2 separate regions of the Homo sapiens genome follow, and region 2 is linked to region 1. The links are chromatin contacts, found by Hi-C or POLR2A ChIA-PET in ENCODE. All regions are on one chromosome and are shown on one strand. The core of a region is the stretch at or near the end of the contact, and the rest is flanking DNA. Distances in the headings are between cores, read along the strand shown.

Region 1 (6,426 bases), core at 2,155-4,654:
CAAAATGCTGGGATTGCAGGCATGAGTCACCATGCCCGGCCTGCATATAACTGCATATAAGTCCCCCAAAACTTAATTAGTGATAGCCTACTGTTGACTCTTAGCCTTACGGACAACATATCAACATACACATATTGTGTCTCTGTATTATATATATCGTATTCTTACAATAAAGTAAGCTGAAGAAAAGAAAATGTGGCTGGGCGCGGTGGCTCACGCCGATAATCCCAGCACTTTGGGAGGCTGAGGCGGGCGGATCACCCGAGGTCAGGAGTTTGAGACCAACCTGGCCAACATGGTGAAACCACGTCTCTATTAAAAATACAAAAATTAGCCGGACATGGTGGTGCGTGCCTGTAATCCCAGGTACTTGGGAGGCTGAGGCAGGAGAATCTCTTGAACCCGGGAGGTAGAGGTCACAGTGAGCCAAGATTGCGCCACTGCACTCCAGCCTGGGTGACAGAATGAGACTCCGTCTCAAAAAAAAAAAAAAAAAAGAAGAAGAAAAGAAAAGAAAATGTTATTAAGTTGGTGCAAAAGTAATTGCGTTTTTTTTTTTTGCCATTCCTTTTAAGGGAAAAAATATTAAAATGTAAGGAAAAGAAAATACATTTATTATTTATTAAGTGGAAGTGGATCATCAAAAAGGTTTTCAGAGGCTGGGCGTGGTGGCTCACACCTGTAATCATAGCACTTTGGGAGGCCAAGGCAGGTGGATCATTTGAGGTCAGGACTTCAAGACAAGCCTGGCCAACATGGTGAAAATCCTGTCTCTACCAAAAATAAAAAAAAAAATTAGGGGCCAGGTGCAGTGGCTCATGCCTGTAATCCCAGCACTTTGGGAGGCCAAGGTGGGAGGATCACTTGAGGTCAGGAGTTTGAGACCAGCCTGGCCAACATGGTGAAACCCCATTTCTACTAAAAATACAAAAATTAGCCAGGCATGGTGGCTCACACCTGAAGTCCCCGCTACTCGGGAGGCTGAGGCACAAGAGTCGCTTAAACCCGGGAGGCGGAAGTTGCCGTGAGCCGAGATCACACCAGTGCGCTCCAGCCTGGGCAACAGAGGGAGACTCCGTCTCAAAAAAAAAAAAAATGGTCTTCACATTGAGTGAGCTGAGGAGGAAGAGGAAGAGGAAGGGGAGGGGTTGGTCTTGCTGTCTCAGGGGTAACAGAGGCAGAAGAAAAATTGTGTTTAAGGGGAACCATGAAGCTCAAACCTGTGTTGTTGGAAGGTTAACTGTCCAAACATTGACTTGGGAGCTGGACAGCTTGGGTCTGCTGATTGAAATCTTTCACACCATGGGCACCTTCTTTCTCTCTAGGCCTCAGTTGATCTGTCTGTCAAATGGGGATAATGATAGGAGGTGCTGTAAAGATGAAATGAGGCGGGCTGGACATGGTGGCTCACACCTGTGATCCCAGCACTTTGGGCGGCCAAAGCGGGATTGCCTGAGCCAAGGATTTAGAGACCAGCCTGGGCAACATAGCGAAACCCTGTCTCTACCAAAAATACAAAAATTAGCCGGGCATGGTGACATGTGCCAGCTGAGGTGGAAGATCACTTGAGCCCTGGAGGTCGTGGCTGCAGTGAGCCAAGATGGTGCCACTGCTTTCCAGCCTGGGTGACAGTGAGACCCTGTCTCCAAAGAAAAAAAAAAAAAAGGATGAAATGAGGTGAACCATGTAACATTTTATTATTATGTTTATTTATTTATTGAAACAGAGTGAAACTGTGTTCAATATACACAGTGAGAAAGACAGGGTCTCATTCTGTTTCCCAGGCTGGAGTGCAGTGGGGCAATCTGAGCCCTCTGCAACCTCCGTCTCCCCCGGCTCAAAGATTCTCTCACCTCAGGCTCGCAAGTAGCTGGGACTACAAAGGCATGTCACCACGCCCAGTTAATTTTTGTTTTTTTGTTTTGTTTTGTTTTGTTGTTTTTTTAGAGACGAGGTCTTGCCTGTTGCTTAGTCTGCTCTTGATCTCCTGGACTCAAGTGATCCACCCACCTTGGCCTCCCAAAGTGCTAGGATTACAGGATTGAGCCACCATGTCCTGTCTCTATTTTCACTTTTATTTTTAGAGACCGGGACCTGGCATAGTGGCTCACGCCTGTAATCCCAGCACTTTCGGAGGCTGAGGTGGGCGGATCACCTGAGGTCAGGAGTTCAAGACCAGCCTGGCCAATATGGTGAAACCCTGTCTCTACTAAAAATACAAAAACTAGCTGGGCATGGTGGTGGGCGCCTGTCTCAAAAAAAAAAAATAGAGACTGGGTCTTGCTCTGTTGCCAAGGCTGTAGTACAATGGTGCTATCACAGCTCACTGCCGCCTGTAACTCCTGGGCTCCAGTCATCCTCCCACCTCAGTCTCCCTGGTAGCTGGGACTACAGGCACGGACCACCACGCCCAGCTTGTTCTTCTTATCTTTTATTTTTTATTTTTTTGAGATGGAGTCTTGCTCTGTCGCCCAGGCTGGAGTGCAGTGGCGCGATCTCGGCTCACTGCAAGCTCCGCCTCCCGGGTTCATGCCATTCTCCTGGCTCAGCCTCCTTAGTAGCTGAGACTACAGGCTCTCGCCACCACGCCCGGCTAATTTTTGTATTTTTAGTAGAGACGGGGTTTCATCGTGTTAGCCAGGATGGTCTTGATCTCCTGACCTCGTGATCCGCCCGCCTGGGGCTCCCAAAGTGCTAGGATTACAGGCATGAGCAACCACGCCCAGCCCTTGTTCTTCTTCTTATCTTGCAGCATTGTTGCAAAGATATAGCGAGTTCCCATCCTGCGGGGTTTAGATTAGGCTCTCAGGGCAGAAACCATTAGTATTTGCTGTTCCCCTCCCTTCGTCCCCACCCAGCTAAGGTTAATAAGAGCTAATGGAACCCATCACAAGATATTACCAATGTTCCCTCTTTACAGAGAGCCCACAAAGCCAGGCCTTGAGCCAAGTGTATGCCAGGCACCTCTCTCTGCATTTTCAGCTCCATCTCACAGAGGAGTAACTCAAGTTCACACAGCTAGGCATGTCCCAGCTTTACCATTCATGGCACCAAACCCTCAGGCTCCCCAATCTTTTCCTGAGACAGCTGAGACTCCCTCATGTGTTCCCTCCCCGGTGCGGCCCTGTCATGCTCCTGCTCAAACACCCTCCATGGCTCCCACGTACTCATCAAACCTAGACTGGGAACGGACCGCTCAAGTGACTAGCAAAGCCCTTCCCTTTTCTGAGCCTCGGTTCTCTCTCCTATAAAATGGGTTGATGAAATGGCCTCCAGTATGGTGGAGAGGATCTGAAAGGTAGTGAGTTCGCTTTGCTCACCACTGGCTGTCTCTATGCAGCCGCTCACCCTCTGCCATTCTAGCTGACACCAGAAACTTCCGGTACTCCCTTGTCTCTCTGCCTTCTGGCTTTACCGGTCTTACTGCCTATCTGATGGTAGAAGTATTCTCTTATGCTTTCCCTTCATACTTGTAATAGTTTTGAGTTTTCTGTGTTTGCGTGATTAATCCATGTGGAATTTTTTTTCTTTTAGACAGTTTCACTCTTCTCATCCAGGCTGGAAGTGCAGTGGCGTGATCTCGGCTCACTGCAACCTCCGCCTCCCGGGTTCATGCCATTCTCCTGCCTCAAACTCCCGAGTAGCTGGGACTACAGGCGCCTGCCACCATGCCTGGCTAATTTTTTTTTTTTTTTTTTTTTGAGACGGAGTCTCGCTCTGTTGCCCAGGCTGGAGTGCAGTGTCGTAGTCTCGGTTTACTTCAAGCTCCACCTCCCGGGTTCACGCCATTCTTCTGCCTCAGCCTCCCGAGTAGCTGGGACTACAGACACATGCTGCCACACCCGGCTACTTTTTTGTATTTTTAGTAGAGATGGGGTTTCACCATGTTAGCCAGGATGGTCTCGATCTCCTGACCTTGTGATCTCCCCGCCTTCGCCTCCCAAAAGTGCTGGGTTTACAGGTGTAAGCCACTGCGCCCGGCCTTTTTTTTTTTTTTTTTTTTTTTGAGACGGAGTCGTGCTCTGTTGCCCAGGCTGGAGTGCAGTGGCGCCATCTCGGCTCACTGCAAGCTCCGCCTCCCTGGTTCACGCCATTCTCCTGCCTCAGCCTCCCGAGTAGCTGAGACTACAGGTGTCTGCCACCACGCCCGGCTAATTTTTTGTATTTTTAGTAGAGACGGGGTTTCACCGTGTTAGCCAGAATGGTCTCGATCTCCTGACCTCGTGTTCCGGCCATGCTCGCCTAATTTTTTTGTGTATTTTAGTAGAGGCAGGGTTTCGCCGTGTTGCCCAGGCTGGTCTCAAACTCCTGAGCTCAGGCAATCCGCCTGCTTCAGCCTCCCAAAGTGCTAGGATTACAGGCATGAGCCACCATGCCTGGCCTTTTCTTCCTAATATACATTCAGGGCTACTGAATAAAGAATTTATCCTTTCCCTGTAAATTCTACATGTATCATGTATACAATTCTTTTTTTTTTTTTTTTTTTTTTTGGATACAGGGTCACACTATGTCACCCAGGCTGTAGGGCAGTGGCGCAATCACAGCTCCCTGAAACCTGAACCTGAACCTCCTGGGCTGACGTGATCCTCCCACCCTAGGCTTCCCCAGTAGCTGGGACTACAGGCACATCATGCCCGGCTAGTTTTTAAAAATTTTGGCCGGGCACAGTGGCTCACATCTGTAATCCCAGCACTTTGAGAAGCCGAGGCAGGTGCGTCGCTGGAACTCAAGAGTTCGAGACCAGCTGGGCAACATGGCAAAGCCCAGTCCCTACAAAAAAATATAAAAAATTAGCCGGGCGTGGTGTTGTGTGTCTGTAGTCTCAGCCACTTGGGAGGCTGAGGGAGATGGGCTTGAGCTCAGGGGGTAGAGGTTGCAGTGAGCCGAGATCATGACACTGTACTCCAGCCTGGGCAATACAGCCAGACCATGTTTCAGAAAAAAAAAAAAAAAGTGTTTTTTTTTTTTTTAAGCCTCAGAGCCTACTTTGGCTCAGGAGGCTGCTCGATTTGCAATACAAAAAAGAAAAAATATTTTTGTAGAGACGAGGTCTCAATATATTGCCCAGGCTAGTGTTGAACTCCTGGAGTCAAGCAATTCTCTTGCCAAATGTTGGGATTACAGGCGTCAGCCACTACGCCTGGCCTGAGATTCATTTAAGTATAAAATTAGCAAATCTCCGCCGGACGCAGTGGCTCACACCTGTAATCCCAGCACTTCCAGAGGCCGAGGCAGGCGGATTGCCTGAGCTCAGGAGTTCGCGACTAGCCTGGGCAACACAGTGAAACCCCCATCTCTACTAAAATACAAAAAATTAGCCAGGCGTGGTGGCGTGCACCTGTAGTCCCAGCTACTTGGGAGGCTGAGGCAGGAGAATCGCTTGAACCTGGGAGGCTGAGGTTGCAGTGAGCCAAGATCATGCCACTGCACTCCAGCCTGGGTGACAGAGCGAGACTCCGTCTCAAAAAAAATCTGCAAATCTCCAACCTGGGCAACATGGTGAAATCCTGTCTCTACAAAAAAAAATCCAAAAATAATTAGCTGGGTGCAATGGTGTGTGGGTAGTCCCAGCTACTCGAGAGGCTGAGGTGGGAGGATCACTCGAGCCCAGCAGGTGGAGGTTGCAGTGAGCCAAGATTGTTTCACCACACTCCAGACTGGGCAACAGAGTGAGGCTTTGTCTCAAAAACAAAAACAAAAAAAAAATTACTGGGCGCTGTGGCTCATGCCTGTAATCCCAGCACCTTGGGAGGCTGAGGTGGGCGGATCGCCTGAGGTCAGCAGTTCGAGACCAGCCTAGCAAACATAGTGAAACCCCATCTCTACTGAAAATACAAAAATTAGCCTGGCATAGTGGTGTGCGCCTGTAATTCCAGTTACCCGGGGGTGCTGAGGCAGAAGAATCACTTGAACCTGGATGTTGCAGTGAGCCAAGATCGGGCAACAGAGCAAGACTCCATCTCCAAAAAACAAACAAACAAACAAAAAACGCAAATTAATTTTTAAAATATGTACCCTTAGAAAATTCTAAGCTCGTTTTTATTTTCAGTGTTCACTCTACATACATGTATTATATATTGTGGCTATTCATTCAACAAATACTTATTAAATGTTTGTTTTATGCCAGGGGCTATGCTGTATACTGGGGACGCAGCCGGAATGAAAGACACACAAATCCCTGTCCTTATGCAGGCAATAGGCAAGAGGGCAGATAATTAACAACCAATAAGCAAATGTCTAACATGTCAGATGGTGATAAGAAGCAAAATGTATCACATCTGTAATCCCAGGGTTTTGGGAGGCCGAGGTGGGAGGAAGGCTTGAGCCCATTGAGCACAGGAGTTTGAGACCAGCCTTGGGCAACATAGCGAGACACTGGTCTACAAAAAATTTTAAAATTAGGCAGGCATGGTGGTGTGTGCCTAT
Region 2 (6,426 bases), core at 3,015-5,514, 190 kb after region 1:
CCCTTAGAAACTCCGGGATTCTAGTGACATCTGGAAGTAACCTGCGCTTTAGTAAGTCGGCTGAGATGAGGGCCTAGAAGCCTCAATTGAACCAGATACATTTACTTGTTCCGTGTGCCCAGGCCGTTTCCCTTGCGCAGCTCTGTGTGTGCAGGGGGCTTCTCTCTGCCTCTACCTGTGGCTGCTCACTTGGTCCCCAGGGAGAGAACGGCCACATTCGCCTCTTCCCCTTCTTCCCCCCCGGCATCTTGTCCACGTGAACCCTGTCTGTTCTTTGGTTTCAGTGCCCAGCAGAGGAGCACGCAGCTGAACAAGAAGAGAGCCATCCCCAATCAGGTAGCACACCCCTCTGCAGTCTCCCGCTCTACCCTGGGGGCGGGAGGACGCTAAGTGACAGCTAAGCCCCCGTGATGGAGCTCGGCCTGTGTAAAGCCCCACCCCACAGCCTCAGTACCAGGCCATCTGCTCTCTCTAGAGGCCACTTAGGAATTGATAATTCTGGGAGATGGCCTGAGAGCCAACACTCTGGCAGGGCCTAGTGGGCACATTTTACCCACCCAGAAGGCCCTATGTGCCATCCAAGGCCAGGGTTAGAACTTGACTCTTGGCTGGGCACAGTAGCTCACACCTGTAATCCCAGCATTTTGGGAGGCCGAGGTGGGAGGATCACTTGAGGCTAAGAGTTTGAGACCAGCCTGGGCAACATAGAAAGACTCTGTCTCTACAAATAATAATATTTAAAAATTACCTGGGAGTGGTGGGCTCATGCCTATCACCCCAGCTACTTAGGAGGCCAAGGTGGGAGGGTCACTTGAGCCCAGCAGTTCATGACCATCCGGGGCAATACAATGAGACCTCATCTTAAAAATTAATAATAGGCTGGGCACGATAGCTCACACCTGTAATTCTAGCATGTTAGGAGGCTGAGGCGGGCGGATTGCCTGAGCTCAGGAGTTTGAGACCAGCCTGGCTAACATGGCAAAAACCCCATCTCTACTAAAAATACAAAAAATTAACCAGGCGTGGTGGCACGCGCCTGTAATCCCAGCTACTCAGGAGGCTGAGGCAGGAGGATTGCTTGAACCTTGGAGGCGGAGGTTGCAGTGAGCCAAGATTGCGCCACCGCACTCCAGTGTGGGTGACAGGGCCAGACTCTGTCTCCAAAAATAATAATAATAAAGATATAAATAAGAATTTTTCCCTTGAGCGGGGGTCTGTGACCTCTTTGAGCTTTCCAACACAGCCCCAGGGATTGGGAGCCCCTAGGTGAGAGCCGCTGGAAACTACATTGTCACTAGCAGCTCAGGGGAGCTTGGGATAGTTGAAGCCCCACACCTGGAGAAGCCCTGAGCCACAAAGGGTTGTACCTTGACATCTTAACCCAGCTAGAGGCCTTGTGAAATATGAACGGCTGTATCAATGCCTGCCTTCAGTACCTTATTATTATTATTATTATTTTGACACAGAGTCTCGCATTGTCACCTGGGCTGCAGTGCAGTGGCGCAATCTTGGCTCACTGCAACCTCTGCCTCCCAGGTTCAAGCGATTCTCCTGGTTCAGCCTCCTCAGTAGCTGGGATTACAGGTGCTCACCACAACACCAGGCTAATTTTTTTTTATTTTTTTCTTGAGATGGAGCCTTGCTCTGTGTCCCAGCTGGAGTGCAGTGGCACGATTTCAGCTCACTGCAACCTCCACCTCCCGGGTTCAAGCAATTCTCTGCCTCAGCCTCCTGAGTAGCTGGGATTACAGGCGCCCGCCAGCACGCCCAGCTAATTTTTTTGTATTTTTAGTAGAGAGGGGGTTTCACCATCTTGGCCAGGCTGGTCTCAAACTCCTGACCTGGTGATCCACCCGCCTCGGCCTCCCAAAGTGCTGGAATTACAAGCGTGAGCCATCACGTCCAGCCTTTTTTTTTTTTTTTTTTTTTTTTTTTGAGACAGAGTCTCACTCTGCCACCAAGGCTGGAGTGCAGTGGCGCGGTCTCAGCTCACCACAACCTCCGCCTCCTAGCTTCGTGTGATTCTCCTGCCTCAGCCTTCTGAGTAGCGACGATTACAGGAGCCTGCCACCACCCCTGACTAATTTCTGTATTTTTAGTAGAGACAGGGTTTCACCATGTTGGCCAGGCTGGTCTCGAACTCCTGACCCCAGGTGATCCACCCGCCTCGCCCGGACAAAGTGCTGGGATTATCATGCCAGCCTTTATCATTAATTTTTAAGAAAACCTGGACGGGCACGGTGGCTCACACCTGTAGTCCTAGCACTTTGGGAGGCCGAGGCGGGCGGATCACCTGAGGTCAAGAGTTAGAGAACAGCCTGGCCAACATGGTGAAACCCCGTCTCTACTAAAATACAAAAAATTAGCCTGGCATGATGGTGGGTGCCTATAATTCCACCTACTCGGGAGGTTGAGACAGGAGAATCACTTGAACCCAGGAGATGGTGGTTGTGGTGAGCCAGGATCACACCACTGCACTCTGGCCTGGGCGGCTGAGCGAGACTCCATATCAGGAAAAAAAAAAAGAAAGAAAGAAAAGGAAACCATAATCTTCGCAAAATTTCTGCCTATGTCCCTCCCTTCTCCCCATTGGGCAGGGGTGGGGGCGGGGACTCCACCATGTACCTTGCACGATCATAGAGCCTACTGGAAGGAAGAACGTAACCATTGCATGATTTATTTTTGCGCTTGCCGTAGGTAATACATATGTTGTTGCTTTTTTGTTTCTTGAGATAATAATGAATTAAATATTAACACCATGAATATGATTAATAGCATGTAATTTTTTTTCTTTTGCTGTTTTTTCCCCTGCTCTTCTCTTCTCCTGTTTTTGTGCTTTTCCTGCTTTTTCTTTGTCCCCTTCACGTCCCTTCCATCTCTTTTCCTTTGCCTGCTCTTCCCTGATTTACCCACAACCCTAACTTTGCATATTCAAAGGGGGAGATCCTGGTAAGTACATGCTTAGTGTGGTAGCAAACATTAGAGAATCTAGTGGTGATGGAGACCCCGCCCACCCCTAATATTCCCTGTTCCCCATCCCCTCCAAATAACAAAAATACTAAAAATCGAGCTAACCTGGAAACCCCATGCCGCAGCCGGCGCTGGACTGCACGTTGCCCTGGGTATAAGTCGACTCACACAGGCACTAACTGGACCGCCACCCTTGAAGGCGCACTTCTGCAGCCAGTTCCTGGCAGGTTTTCCTGGTTTCCTGTAGGTCAGGGATGGCAAATACTTACACACCGCCCCTGCCTCCCCTCACATCCCTGGCTGTGGAAGATCTCGCTTAAGCCAGACCAGAATTCATTCTTGGCACTGCCCCTCCTCCTTCTATCTCCTATGCAGATGTCACTCATGGATCAGAGCATATTTTTCCACATGGCAGAAATCTTGCCCTCTTGTGCCCATGGCAGACATGGCTAGTTGATCTAGCACTCTTTGCCTTGTGCCGCTCCTCTAGCACACGCCCATGGCAGACATTGCTAAGCAATCCTAGCATTCTTTCCAAATAAGCTTGCCAGCACTCCTGTTCTATAGCAGATGTGGCTAAGTGATTAAGGTATTGTTTTTCTCCCTATATGATACCCTCTTCTCTATGCATGGCAGGCATGACTAGTCAATCAGGAGCCTCTTTCCTAGATGCTGCCTCTTGTCCTCCAGATAAATTGATGAGGCTCTTCTGTTCCACTTACCCTTTCTCCTATCCTTGGCCTGTGACAGGCAACACTAATTGATCCTAGCACCGTTTCCTGCCACGCCCAGAATTCTCACCACAGTGCTTCAGGTATCTTGTACCAGTCGATTGACATGGCTCCCGAGATGAATCATATTTGCTGTCCATCCCTGCTGTGGGTAACACCTCCTTCCTTTGTGCAGAACCCTCAGCTGGGGCCCAGTGTGGGGCGTGAGATGGGCGTGAGGCCCAGTCCAGCCCAGCCCAGCGGGAAGCAGCCTGCTACTCATAGCTGAGAACTGAACCCAGCTCAAGGAGCTCACCTCTAGGCAGCCGGCCTCAGCCCGGCTCTTACACTTGGACAGCACAGCCTGGGCCTCCAGTCCTAGCAGGGGCTCCCTTTTGCTGGACATTCTCCCACTGCCAGCCACCAAGGCGCTGGTCATCCCTGCCACTGCCCTCTGGCGGGGCTCTTCTGGCAATCCCAGGGTCTTTCTTGTAGCTGAGCCGATCCTATGCCAGGGCCTCGCTGCTCCCAGGGCCTGGGTGTGCAGATAGGGCCATGGGTGGGGCAGTGACGGGAGGAATTAGTTGGCCTCGGGCTTGTGGTTTTCAGGTTCCTCATGTGTTCCCCCCAGTCCCTTTGAATTTGCCAGGCCAAGACCAGGAACCTGCTTCTCCCTTGTACCCCAAGAGGTTTAGGGGTTCCTCTTTTCCTACCAGAGGCCACATAGCCCAGCCCCGTCATGAGCGTGGCCGTGGCCTCTGGGTCTCCCATCTGTGGTTCCCATCTCTACCCGGGAGACTCAGGCCAGGACCCTCACCCAGGAAAGAGACTGGAGCAGCCTGCCAGAGGATCCCTGCTTTGCCGCCCCCTGCCTGCCCTGCCACCCATACCGCCCCATGTGCCTGCCTGCCTGTCACTGTGCACCCTAGCCCGCAACGGCCTGCCGCCTCTTCTGTCTCTCCCACCCCTACTTCCTTCTAAGCCCAGTCCCATTGGGATGTGTCCCTTGGATGCAAACCTGACTTTCTGCTGAGGCCTGGCTGCTCCCTTTCTCTGGCTCACAAGTGGTGGATGGCTAACGGGCCTTTGTTTGCCACCCACAGCTTGCAGCTCCCTAGGGTGGGATTTTGTCTCTGAACCCGTGTGGAGAAGGGCACCTCAGGGCTTCTGCCAGACGTCCTGCCCCAAGGCTTGGTGTGCCATCCCCAGCATGGCCCCGATCAGTGCCCTGGCCCTGTGGCCATGCACCCCAAAGTGTAGCGTGGGCCCTGTGCTCCAGCTCTGACCAACACTAACCCCGGCTGGAGGCAGGAGAGCCAGGCCACCGAGGGGTGTGCGGGCACATCCCTCTCCTTAGAAACCGGGCCAGGCCTAGGAGTATGGAGGCCTCACATTTCTCTGGGGGAGCACCGACAGCCTGTCTCCCTGTTTTCCCTCACCTGGTTGTCATTCAGTCATGGAACCAGGGTCTACTAAGCACTCGTTCTGTGCCCAGCTCTGGGCTGAGACAAGGCAGTGCCCCCACCCCGCTCCCCCCGGGTGAATGGAGGCATTCCCAGACTGCCAGACCTTTGGTGCTAACACCAGGACGTCCTGGACAGACCAGGAAGAGCTCGTCACTGCGTTCCCAGAGGGGATGCTGTGACCTCACAGGGGCTGCTGGCCTCAGCCCCCTCACCCACCACCAGGCAGCCCGTGAATGGCCAGATGCCAGGGGTCACTGCCTGCTCCAAACAACTGTGAGAGTCCTGTCTGCTCATCCCAGGGAGGGATAAGTCTGTACCCTTGGCCTTAACAAGGGGCGCCCGGTGGCATCTCATGCTGTCCCCAGCCTGGGCAGTGACTTCTGCATGGTCCAGGGGTCCCTGGGTACTCTTTAGCCACCTCCGTCTTCATGGCCACCTGGGGCTTAGCACTCACATCCAGCCACCAAGGAGCCGCTGGAGCTGTGGGCTGGTGGCCCTGGTTCAGAATGTCAGGCCCGGGGTGGGTCGGGGTAGTCCGGATGAAGCCCCTCCAGAGGACCGCCCCCGACTAGGACAGCATCTGGGCCCCAGAGGGATTCCTGGAGGCCCCATCTCTGGCGCTCCTGCCGTGCCGTGCCCTGCCATGCCCTGCACTGGGGGATGCAGGCCAGCCCTTCGCAGCTGTCCATGGCCATGCTCAGCCCACCCTTTGTAGCTTGGCCAAGTCTGTCAGTGCCTGGGTCCCAGGCCGCCCTGTGCGTGCCTCCGTGTGCTTCCTGCAGCTCCCAGGGCCCTCGTCCTGAGTGGGGTGGGGGGCTCTGCCCACACATGCCTCCAGCGGCCAGGGAGCATGGGAGCACAGCCCCCAGGCTGCCTGCCGTTAGTTGTCAGGTGAGTCCCTGCGCAGGCCTGGGTTCTGACCCCCACGCAGATGACAGCTACAGCCACACAATCCCCATCCATGGGGTCTCCCAGCCTGAAACCCTGATGTGTCAGTCAAAAGGATGACCACCAGGCTTGCAGCCAGCTTGGGACATGAGCCGCGCTCCTTCAATGTCCTTGGGGAGGGCCCCTGGGCTCACACCTTTGACCCTAGCCCTCTGTGTGGATGCTACCCTTGGAACCTTATCTCACGCAAACAAGTGCAGTTCCTCAGATGTCACATTTCATGTGCCACAGCCCCACACACAAGCCCCAGGGACTCCTCCCATGGGCCCCTTTCCATCAGGCCTCTGTGAGTCTATACCCCATCAGCCCCTGGCCCAGTGAGTCTGTCTGTC

The links. A loop is a pair of places that touch in the nucleus more often than their neighbours do. ChIA-PET counts read pairs that join two places held with the same protein, here RNA polymerase II (POLR2A). Pooled maps may share reads with other maps.
Region 2: POLR2A ChIA-PET joins it to region 1 with 11 read pairs in Panc1. The contact joins two enhancer-like sites. A Hi-C loop is called at or near these places in 4 of 50 pooled maps. POLR2A ChIA-PET finds 5 or more read pairs at or near these places in 2 of 52 experiments (Panc1 and naive thymus-derived CD8-positive, alpha-beta T cell).

Annotation. Positions count from the first base shown.
Region 1 is chr19:10,614,492-10,620,917 of GRCh38, forward strand. It overlaps a transcript of SLC44A2 not described here. Among named protein-coding and RNA genes, the nearest start is that of SLC44A2, 7.8 kb to the right of the region's middle. Within about 2 kb of position 3,405, at least 9 of the 41 ENCODE cell types and tissues checked have a DNase peak (open chromatin) inside an H3K27ac peak, as active enhancers do.
Region 2 is chr19:10,805,632-10,812,057 of GRCh38, forward strand. It overlaps DNM2 (dynamin 2), which reads left to right. Exons shown (of 21, transcript NM_001005361.3): 13 at 285-336; 14 at 2,938-2,949. Among named protein-coding and RNA genes, the nearest start is that of MIR199A1, 8.7 kb to the right of the region's middle. RefSeq lists an enhancer at 6,052-6,426. Within about 2 kb of position 4,265, at least 9 of the 41 ENCODE cell types and tissues checked have a DNase peak (open chromatin) inside an H3K27ac peak, as active enhancers do.